Regions from separate parts of the Homo sapiens genome. Here region 2 is linked to region 1. A link is an interaction called in ENCODE POLR2A ChIA-PET data of the cell type or tissue named here. Cell type or tissue: A673. All regions are shown on one strand. Each heading gives the region's core, and the rest is flanking DNA. Links, peaks and the distances in the headings are about the cores only. Region 1 has its middle 37 kb from the start of SOX8. Region 2 overlaps LMF1 (lipase maturation factor 1).

Region 1 (5,369 bases), core at 272-5,271:
TTGTTTGCTCTTTATTAATTTTTTCATAATTTTATTTCTCAGACATAATTCACATAAGAGTCACCATTTTAAAATGGACGGCTCAATGATTTTAGCACGCCCACTAAATGTGCTGGAATTGTGTAACCATTATCACCATCGATTTTATTTCATTTTTAATTTTTGTGGATACACAGTAGGTATATATATTTATGGGGCACATGAGATGTTTGGATGCCAGCATGTGGTGCGAACTAAGCATGATCCGTTTTAGAACATTTTATCACCTCCCAAAAGAAATCACCTAACCTTGGCCAGGCACGGTGACTCACGCCTGTTATCCCAGCACTTTGGGAGGCCGAGGCGGGCGGATCATGAGACCATCCTGGCTAACGCAGTGAAACCCCGTCTCTACTAAAAACACACAAAAAATTAGCTGGGCGTGGTGGCGGGTGCCTGTAGTCCCAGCTACTGGGGAGGCTGAGGCAGGAGAATGGAGTGAACCCGGGAGGCGGAGCTTGCAGTGAGCCGAGATTGCGCCACTGCACTCCAGCCTGGGCGACAGAGCGAGACTCCGTCTCAAAATAAAAAAAAAATCATAAAAAATAAAAACAAAGAAAGAAATCACTCAACCTTTAGACATCAGTATTTCCGGATCCTCCCACTCCTGATTCCCTCAGCCCTAGACAAACACCAATCTGTTTTCTGTCGCTGCAGGTTTGCCTATTCAAGACATTTCACATAAATGGGATCACACGATGCGGGGCCTTTTGTGTCTGGCTTCTCCCACTGAACTCATGTTTTTAAGGTTCATCCATCCGGTAGCAAGGGTCAGAATCTCTTTCCTCTGTGAGGCTAGTGTTCCGCTGCGTGGGTGAACTGTCCCCCATCTATCCATTCAATTGTTAGTGGATGTTTGGGTGGCTTTCATTTTTTTTTTTTTTTTGGCTATTGTGAATAGTACTATGAACATCCATATACAAATGTGTGTGTGGACATATATTTTCAGTTATCTTGGGTAGATGGCTAGGAACGGAATTGCCAGGTCATGTGCTAATTCTAGGTTCCGACTTTTGAGGAACCATTAAATTGTTTTCCAAACTGGCTGCCTCATTCTCCATTCCTGCCAGCAGTGCGTGAAGACTTGTTTCTCCGCATCCTCACCAACACCTACAGCCTGGTTTTCCTGACATAAGCATCCTCATGGGTGTGAGGTGGCCTCTCATCGTGGCTTTGATTTGGGTTTCCCGGGTGGCTGGTGACACGGAGCATCTTTTCACGTGCTTGTTGGCCACAGGTGTATCTTCTTTGAGAAATGTCTGTTTCGATCCTTTGCTATTTTAAATTAGGTGATTTGTCTTTTTATTTTATTTTTTTTCTTTTTTCCTTTTTTCTTTTTTTGAGACAGAGTTTCGCTCTTGTTGCCCAGGCTGGAGTGCAATGGCACCATCTCAGCTCACTGCAGCCTCCACCTACCTGGTTCAAGCAATTCTCCTGCCCCAGCCTCTCGAGTAGCTGGGATTACAGATGCCCGCCGCCACGCCCGGCTAATTTTTATATTTTTAGTACAGATGGGGTTTCGCCACGTTGGCCGGGCTGGTCTCAAACTCCTGACCTCAGGTGATCCACCAGCCTCGGCCTCCCAAAGAGCTGGGATGACAGGTGTGAGCCACCGCAACCGGCCTTTATTGTTGACTTGTAAGGGCTCTTGATGTATTATGGATATTATATATCCCCTTATCAGATAAATGACTTGCAAATATTCCCCCCATTTGGTGGGTTGTCTTTTTACTTTCTCGATGGTGGCCTGTGAGACACAAAAAGTCTTTAACTTCAAATATCTCTCTACATTTTGTGTGCCTTTTGTTGCTTTTGGTGTCCTTATTTATTTTCTTTTTTTGAGACAGGGTCTCCCTTTGTCACTCCCCCAGCTAGAGTGCGGTGGCGTCATCACCGCTCTCTGCAGCCCCAACCTCCCTGGGCTCAGCCATCCTCCTGCCCCAGCCACCTGGGTAGTCAGGGCTCCAGGTGCACGCCACCACACCCGGCTAATGTTTGTATTTCTTGTAGTGATGGGGTCTCGCTATGTTGCCCAGGTTGGTCTCAAACTCCTGGGCTCAAACAACCGTGCCTTGGCCTCCCAATGTGCTGGGATTACCGGTGTGAGCCACTGTGCCTGGCCTTTATTCATTTCTATGTGGCTGAACACATTTGGTATGGATCCCAGGCCCTTGGTGAGCTGGGTGGGTGCAGACACACATGTGTGGATGGAGCCCAGGCCCTTGGTGAGCTGGGTGAGTGCAGACACACATGCGTGGATGGAGCCCAGGCCCTTGGTGAGCTGGGTGGGTGCAGACACACATGCGTGGATGTGGGCATGGGCAGGCACAGGTGTGGTGGGAAGAGTGTGCCCAGCGTTAGGTGTCAGGGGAGCTCAGGAAGATTGAGGCAGTCAGGGAGGACTTCCTGATGGAGGAGCCTGGTCCTTTGAAATGTGGGGTGGGGACCTCGCCCCACATTCAGTCTGGTTCGGGGGTGGGGCCCCCAGCCCCCCTCACATTGGGGGTGTGTTCCCCTCCTCCTTTTGGAGCCCAGCCCCAGGTTGCAGGAACAGTGAGCAGCGAGACCACAGGGCTGGAAGCCCACGGGGTAATTAATTTTGACTTACAGGAGCTGTCTTAAATTGGATAGAAACTGGCGAAAATAGGATTAAGAGGGAAGCTGAGCCAAGAGCAAACAGAAGGAAAACTCCCCGAGAGCCGGGCGCCTGGCGGGGCTCTCGGAGCCGCTGAGCGGGAAGAGGCACAGGACATTGCTGGGCGATCGCGTCATGTCCGAAGGCGGCCTCCCCGTGCCACCCCACGGGAGCGGCGGCCGCGCTGGCTGGGAAGATGGGAACGCGGCACTCTGCCCTCCCTGCAGCTGGCTTATCTGCGCTGAGCTCACTCGATTCTGAGGATTAATTTGGAAACAATTAAAATTCTGTGCAAAACAAGCAGTGGGCTGGGCCGGCCAGCAGGCTGGCACGCACGGAGCCCTTTCATCACCAGCGCAGAAATCTAATTAGTGTGGGATTAAGCCGGCCACAAACCAGCGAGCCGGGAAGGCTCCGGCAAGGGCAGATGAAGCCCCGGGGCGAGGAGCGCCGTACAGCACGGGTGTCCGGCCGGCAGCAGCCCCGGCCCTGGCCCTGCGCTGGCGTCTCGGCTGAGTCGAGCCGGAAGGCCACCCCCACAGGCGCTGTCCTGACCCCCCGCCGTCCGGTCACCCCCAGCCCACGGGCCCTTTCCCGTCCACGTGCTAGGAAATGGCAAACCCATCAGAGCCCTGAGGGAAGGCAGCGGAGGGCGCAGGCGCCTGCAGGCCTCGCGCACGGGGACCCCACTTCGCAGCTGGGCTTTGCGGCTCCTAAATATGCCTGGGACCTGTCCCGTTGACTTTCTCTTTCGAAGTGCCTTTGAGTGTCTGGCAGCCGTGACTTTCTATCGGGCCGCCTCTCTGGCCGGCTTCCTGCTGCAATGATCGCTGAAGCCTCTCCCCAAGCTCTACAGGCGTGGTCTGTTGGGGTCAGATGCATGAGGCATGTGGCTGATAGCGCGGGGTGCATGTGGCTGTTTTGCTGGTGTCTGGAGGCGCTGGGTTTGGCCGGGACACGGTCGAGAACTCCCCGTCGGGCCCTCAGGTAGCAGAGGTGACAGCCCTGTGGGTTCGCCTGTTGGCCAGATATGTGAGGACCACTGGCTGCAGTGGAGCTGACTCCACGCCTTGTAAGCTACCCCTTCTGGGTTCTGCAGGGCACAGCCAGAGGGGGGGCAGGGCAGCTGTCTGCAGAAGGTCCCTCCAGGCCACCTCTGGGGCAGTAGCTGGCTTCCCAGTGTCCCAGGAGCCAGCAGACCCCTCCCAGAAAAACGCATTCCCGCAGCCCCTCTCCACCTGCAGGACCCGTTCTGGCTGTGCCCTCGGGCCCCAGAATAACAAACCCTTTGGGTGCTACCGGGCACAAGGACGATTCTCTGGGGGCATCTGCAGCTCCCTGGCAGCTCTGTGCGGTCCTGGTGCACAGGGAGGGGTGTGAGTGCGTGTTGCTCTCAGGGCGGGTGGGAGGGGAGGACCAGGCAGGCTCAGGGGCCTGAGGGCAGCAGCCCTGGGGGGGCCTTTTGTAGCACGAGGGTGGAGGGAGGGCAGGCGGTGGGGAGGCTCACCCCACCCATGGCAGGGGGAAAGCCTCAGGGGGAGACCAGACTTCTCACCTCCCTTCTGTCACCTCCGGTCACCCCACAAAGCCAGTGGGCACCAGGGCCTGCGGACGTCCTGGGGACAGGACTGGGGGTGGCAGATGCTACCTGAGCTAATGAGTTTGACCTCTGGCCCTGGCTCCAGCCTGATGAGGGGTCACCCTAGGAGGGGTTTTTGATCGGCTCCGTGCGAACGTCCATTATTCCTTGGCTGTTTGAAGCCAGACACGGCCCAGCTGGGTAGGGGCAGGGGGCAACCCCGTCCCAGCTCACGCCAGGGGCTGATAGATAAGCAAGGCCGCAGCCCACTCCCAGCAGGCAGGCGGGGCGCTGGGAAGCATGGCGTCCACCCCTGCGGATGCTGCCCCCAAGTCGGGAGGGGGACCCAGGTGGAGGCGGGAGCCGGCCTCAGGGAGGAGAAGTGATTCGCCCGAGTCACACGGCGGACAGGGGTTGTGCCTGCACCCGCCTCCCCTGGCCTTGCCCCCATGGCCTGTGTCCCCACACCCAGGAAGAAAACCCGGGCTATGCTGTCGAGACCCCCTGGAGACCCCCCTCTCACCCCTGAGCCCGGGAGCTGGGAGTTCCCGGAATTTGCTTCCAAGGCGTCTGTTCCCAAGGCCCACGGGGAACTCGGGAGCAAAGGCCTGCAGCCCTCACCCCGCCGTGACCCTTGCCGGGGGTTTCGAGGTATCTGAGCAAACTTCTGCTTCTGCAAATTCCCCGGCAAAGGAGGGACGTGGGGGTTTCCTAGCTGGAATGATGCACTCGGCTGCGGAGGTGGCCCTGCTTGCGTGGTGGGGCTGCCGTGGAGGGTGCGGCAGGGGTGCAGGGCCGTGGTCCGGGTGGAGTAGGGCCTGCCTTGGGCTGGCGGCAGTGCTTGCACACAGAGGGAGGACGAGGAGAGCCGAGGACGGGCCACAGGAGGACTCTGGGGTCCACCTGCCTTTGAGCCGTCCCCACTCTGGCCAGCGGCCCGGCCCTTCCTGGCCCAGGTCCTGGTATTGGGCTCATAGTGGCTTCCACCCCTTGGCTGGGTCCTGGACCCCGTCAGCAGCTTGTTCACCCCAGGTCTCCGTCCTTCCCTAGGGAGCGGGAGTCTTCACACGTCCCCTGGGGGTCTGGCACCTCAAGTATAAGCACCCCCTGCGATCG
Region 2 (5,369 bases), core at 59-5,058, 150 kb before region 1:
ATAATCCCTACTTGGTCATGGCATAGAATTCTTTGTTATATATTGGCAAATTCTATTTAGTAATTTTTTTTTTTTTTTTGAGGCAGAGTCTCACTCTGTTGCCGAGGCTGGAGTGCAGTGGCACCATCTCTGCTTACTGCAACCTCCACCTGCCGAGTAGTTGGGATTATAGGCAGCCACCACCATGCCCAGCTAATTTTTGTATTTTTAGCAAAGATGGGGTTTCACCATGTTGGCCAGGCTGGTCTTGAACTCCTGACCTCAGGTGATCTGCTCGCCTCGGCCTCCCAAAGTGTTGGGATTACAAGTGTGAGCCATTGTGCCCAGTCTATTTAGTAATATTTTGTTAAAAAATTTTGTGTCTATATCACTGAGGGATATTGGCTTGTAATATTATTTTCTTGTATTATCTTTGTGTGGTTTTGGTATCAGAGAACCACTAGCTTCATAAAATAAATTGAGGCTGGGTACAGTGGCTCATGCTTGTAATCCCAGCACTTTGGGAGGCTGAGGTGGGAGGACTGCCTGAGCCCAGGAGTTTGGGACCAGCCAGGGCACCATGGCAAGATCCTGTCTCTACAAAAACTAAAAAAATTAGTGAGGCGTGGTGGTGTGGGCCTGTGGTCCCAGCTACCTGGGAGGCTGAGGCGGGAGGATAATTTGAGCTGAGGAGGTCGAGGCTACAGTGAGCCATGTTTGTGCCATTGCACTCCAGCCTGGGTGACAGAGAGTGAGAACCTGTCTCAAAAAATAAATAAATAAATAAATAAAACGTAAATTGATGCTTTTCCTTCTCTTCTATTTTCTGGGAAATTAATCTTAGAATTCTCCAGTGAAACCATCTGAGCCTGGATATTTCTTTTTGGAGTTTAAAATGACAAATTCAATTTCTAGTTATAGGGCTATTTAAATTATTATTTCATACCAGGTGAGTTGTGGTAGTTTGTGTTTTTTGAGGAATTGGTCTATTTCATCCAAGTTATAAAATTTATGTATGTAGATGTTTGTCGTAGTCGCTTATTATCCTTTTCAGATTGCAGGGTCTGTAGTGATATCTCTTTTTCGTTTCGAGACAGAATCTTGTGGTGTCGCCCAGGCTGGAGTGCAGTGCTGCAGTCTCGGCTCGAGCAATTCTCGTGTTTCAGCCTCCCAAGTAGCTGGGACTACAGGCACCTGCCACCACGCCCAGCCAAGTTTTTGTATTTTTAGTAGAGACCGGGTTTCACCATGTTGGCCATGCTGGTCTTGAATTCCTGAGTTCAGGTGATCCACCCGCCTTGGCCTCCCAAAGTGCGGTGATTTCAGGCATGAGCCACCACACCCAACCTCTTTTTTCATCTTTGATATTGGCAATCGTATCTTCTCCTTTTGTTATTCTTACTAGAGGGTTGCTGATTTTATTGGTCTTTTAAAAGAACCATCTCTTTGTTTCAATAAGTTTCTCTATTGTTTGTTTTCAGTTTCATTTTCTGCTTTTTACTATTTTCTTACTGCTCCTTGCTTTAAATTTTTTCCTAGTTATTCATGTGATCTTGAGCTAGATTATTATTATTTTTTAAGCGATGGGGTCTTCCTGTGCTGCCTGATGCCAAGAGGCTGGCGTTAACGTCCTGGGTTCACACAGTCCTCCCACCTCAGCCTCCTGAGTAGCTGGGACTACAGGTGCTTCCACGGCATCCAGCTGATGTCAGATTATTGATTTGAGATCCTTCCTCTTTCTAAAATCTCAGGTCTCTTTTCTAATGTATGCATTTGGTGCTTTCTCTCTCATCACTAGTTTAACTACATCCCAGAAAATGTGACATGTCATTCAGTGCAATGGGTGGCATATTCTATAAACATCATTAGGCCCTGCCTGTCGATGATGGTGCTCCTTTATGTTCTTGCTGAATTTCCATCTAGTTATTCTACCTATTGTTGAAAGAAGGGTGTTGAAACATCCAGCCGTAATTGTTGATTTGTCGAGCTCTCCTTTCAGTTCTTTTTCTTCACATGTTTTGCAGATCTGTGCTTAGTGCACACACTTAGGATTGCTACATCTGTTTGGCAGGTTGATTCTTTTCTCATTGTCCGTCTTTGTCTCCAATAATTTTTGCACTGAGGTCTACTTTGAGGTTAATACAATGAATCCTTTATTTTCATTAATAGTCACATATTTTTTTCTATCCTTTTACTTTCAACCTGCCTATACAGAGGGTCCCTAACTTATGAGAGTTCCACTGACAGTTTTTCAGCTTTACAATGGTGCGAGGGATACGCACTCGGTAGGAACCGCACTGTGAGTGCCCAGACAACTATCCTGTTTTCACTTCCATACAGTATTCAGTAAATGACATATTCAACACTGTATTACAAAACAGGCCTGTGCTAGGTGATTTTGCCCAGTGTAGTCTAATGTAAGTGTTCTGAGCACGTTTAAGGTAGTAGGCTAGGCTGAGCTACGACGGATGTTTGGTAGGTGTATTAAACTCATTTTTGACTTACATTTTCAACTTATGCTGCATTTATCAGGGCATAAGCTCATTATGCATATATTTAAGTTACTATCTTTTTTTTTTTTTTTTGAGATAGGGTCTTGTGTCGCACAGGCTGGAGTGCAGTGGCATGTCTTGGGTCACTGTAGCCTCAGCTTCCCGAGTAGCTGGGATTACAGGCATGCACCACCATGCCTGGCTAATTGTTGTATTTTTAGTAAAGAGGGTTTTGCCATGATGGCCAGGCTGATTTTGAACTCCTGACTTCAAGTGATACACCTGCCTCAGCTCCCAAAGTGCTGACATTACAGGAGTGAGCCACTGCACCTGGCCAATCTTTATCTCTTAATTGGCTTATTTAGACCATTTACATTGAATATACAGTCGGTCATTTTACTTCTTCCCATCTGTTCTGTTTCTGATTTCTTTGTTTTTCCCAACCTGCTTTCCTATGGGTTATGTAAGTGTTTTAGAATTCCATTTTGATTTGTCAATAGTGTGTTCCAATGTATCTCTTAGTATAGGTTGTTTTTTACTGGCTGTTCTTGGCACGTAACTTACAGTCTACTGATGTCATTTTACCACTTCAAGTTAAGCATAGAAACCTCACCTCTATGTCCATTTGCCCTCATCCATTTATAGTTATCTTAACTACTTCCTCTACATAAACTTTGAACTACTTCAGACAGTTTTATAGCCTTTGCTTAACCATCCAACATGATTGGAACTCAAGAGAAGGAACGTCTATTGTATTTACCCATGTCTTTTCTTTTTTCTTTTGAGATTGAGTCTCGCTCTGTTGCCCAGGCTGGAGGGCAACGGTGTGATCTCGGCTCACTGCAACCTCTGCCTCCCAGGTTCAAGCAATTCTCCTGCTCAGCTTCCTGAGTAGCTGGGATTACAGGCGTGTGGCACCATACTCGCTCATTTTTTATTTTTGTAGAGACGAGACTTCACCATGTTGGCCAGGCTGGCAATGTTTTATTATCTCTGGTTTTTAGAAATTTGACTTTGATGTGTTTAGGTTTGAATTTCTTTGGGTTTTTCCTATTTAGGGTTTGCTCAGTTTATTGACTCGGTAGGTTTGTCCGTTTTGCCAAATTTGGGAAGTTTTCAGTTCTTATTTCTCCAAGTACATTTTCAGCCCTAAAGCTCACTCTGTCTTCCTCCTAGGACTCTGATGACATGAATTCTGGATCTTCTGTTACAGTCTCAGTCCCACAGATCCCTGGGGCTCTTGCTGTTTTTCCCCGTCTATGTCCTCTCACTTGTTCCCACTGGGTACTTTCTATGTTTAAGTTTATTGATTCTTTCCTCTGTCCTCACCATTCAGATGTCGAGTGTTTTGTGTCAGTTATATTTTTCACTTCTAAACTTTTCATTTGGTTCTTTAAAAAACCGATTTCTTTGCTGAGGCTGTATTTTTTATCAGTTGTGTTCATAATTACTGCATGCGTTTTCGACGGCTGCATTCACATCTCTGTGAAGTCACTCTAATACCTCCCTCATCTTGGTGCTATCATCTGTCGACTGTCCTTTTTCACCAATGTCTTCCTGTTTCCTGCTGTGACAAGTAATTTTTCCACTGAAAACTGAACATTTTGTGTATTAGGAGATTTTGGATCTTATTTAAACCTTCTGCTTTAGATGACTTCTTCTGACCTCATGCTGGTAGAGACAGGGGTATTACCTTGCTCCTGCCAGGTTGGGGTAGAACTCCAGTGGACGCATTGGGAGTATTCCTTGTTGTTTCTGGGTAGGGTGGGAGTCGTGGCTCTGCACTAGGCCTCCATGACACTATGGCGGGGGTGGCCTAGTCATTGCTGGCTGGGTGGTGGTGAAGGTCCTGACTTTCTGGTAGCTATTACGTAATACCACTCTGGAGGGGAGGAGCCCTTCAGTACTGCCAGGGGTTGGGGGAGTCCAGGCTCCTCGTGTGGTCTCCACTGATACCACAGAAGCGGGGGATCCTTCCTGCCCACTTGGATGAAAATCTCAGCTTCCTATTTGGCCTCCTCTGGTAGCATCCCAGTGAGCCGTTTGGAGGAGAGTCCAGGCTCCCTACTCCATACCTTGCTGGTGTGGGTGGGGCCATGGTTTTTTCTGTGGTGTTGCCTGGAGTGGTGATTATTTTATGTAAATTTCCTGTCTTGCTAGGCTGCTCTTTTCTGGCCCTTTAGTCAGAGAGAGCAGATTTTTGTTGAGGTGTTTCTTGTCTGCATCTGCTGGCATTACTGGGTTTCCAGTTTCCTCACCCCCAAGTCTAGAAAATGAGGCCGAAAGCAAGCCTAGGCGATCACCACCATTTTGGGGCTGTGGCTCCGTCCCGAGGGCCCTGCTGGTGGCTCTCTTCTCTCACCTTCGGTCTTCCTGTTTTATGTATAACGTCCAGGGATCTTGGTTGCACTTAGTGGGAGGAACAGGGGTAAGTGTCTGTTCCATCTTCCAGTTTTAAAGTCGATGATGAACTCAATGCAGGCCCACGGTTAGCCACAGCCTGTCATGGTACCACCTGCTCCAGCTGCCAAACATGTGTATCATGGAGACGGGAGAGATGTGCCGTGTGGCAGTGTTCAATAATGTTTTCCCTAAATGTTAACTCATTACTGGTTCACATAAAATAGTTACTGCTTTTCACACTTGGTTTTCACAGTATCCATCCTTTCAGGTAGACTTTGGGACTCATGGATGGACCTGAAGCTGCTCTGACATGATTACTTTTTCCAGCACCTCCTGGCTGAGAAACAGATGATCCGACTGTGTGCTTGGCCAGAAGAGGCTTCCGTCACGACCTGACGATGGCAAACCTTCCTCTGGGCCAGCTCCAGGGTCCCCAGGCACCGAGGAGGCTGCGATCTGGGGTGGGGGCTGGGGGGCTCTGAAGGCTGCTGAGAC

The links. ChIA-PET counts read pairs that join two places held together with the same protein. Peaks named below come from ENCODE experiments on the same cell type or tissue, not always from the same donor. Only the 100,000 strongest peaks of a DNase experiment are listed, where the experiment ranks them.
Region 2: POLR2A ChIA-PET joins it to region 1 with 7 read pairs; 3 of 35 experiments call an interaction of 5 or more read pairs at or near these places.

The regions. Positions count from the first base shown.
Region 1 is chr16:1,016,563-1,021,931 of GRCh38, forward strand. No RefSeq gene overlaps it. Among named protein-coding and RNA genes, the nearest start is that of SOX8, 37 kb to the left of the region's middle. In A673, for the core only: no CTCF peak of the experiment used is centred there; a DNase peak (open chromatin) is centred at 2,859; H3K4me3 peaks cover 525 bases; H3K27ac peaks cover 1,674 bases.
Region 2 is chr16:862,115-867,483 of GRCh38, forward strand. All of the region lies in intron 10 of LMF1 (lipase maturation factor 1), which reads right to left. Among named protein-coding and RNA genes, the nearest start is that of LMF1-AS1, 56 kb to the right of the region's middle. In A673, for the core only: no CTCF peak of the experiment used is centred there; no DNase peak of the experiment used is centred there.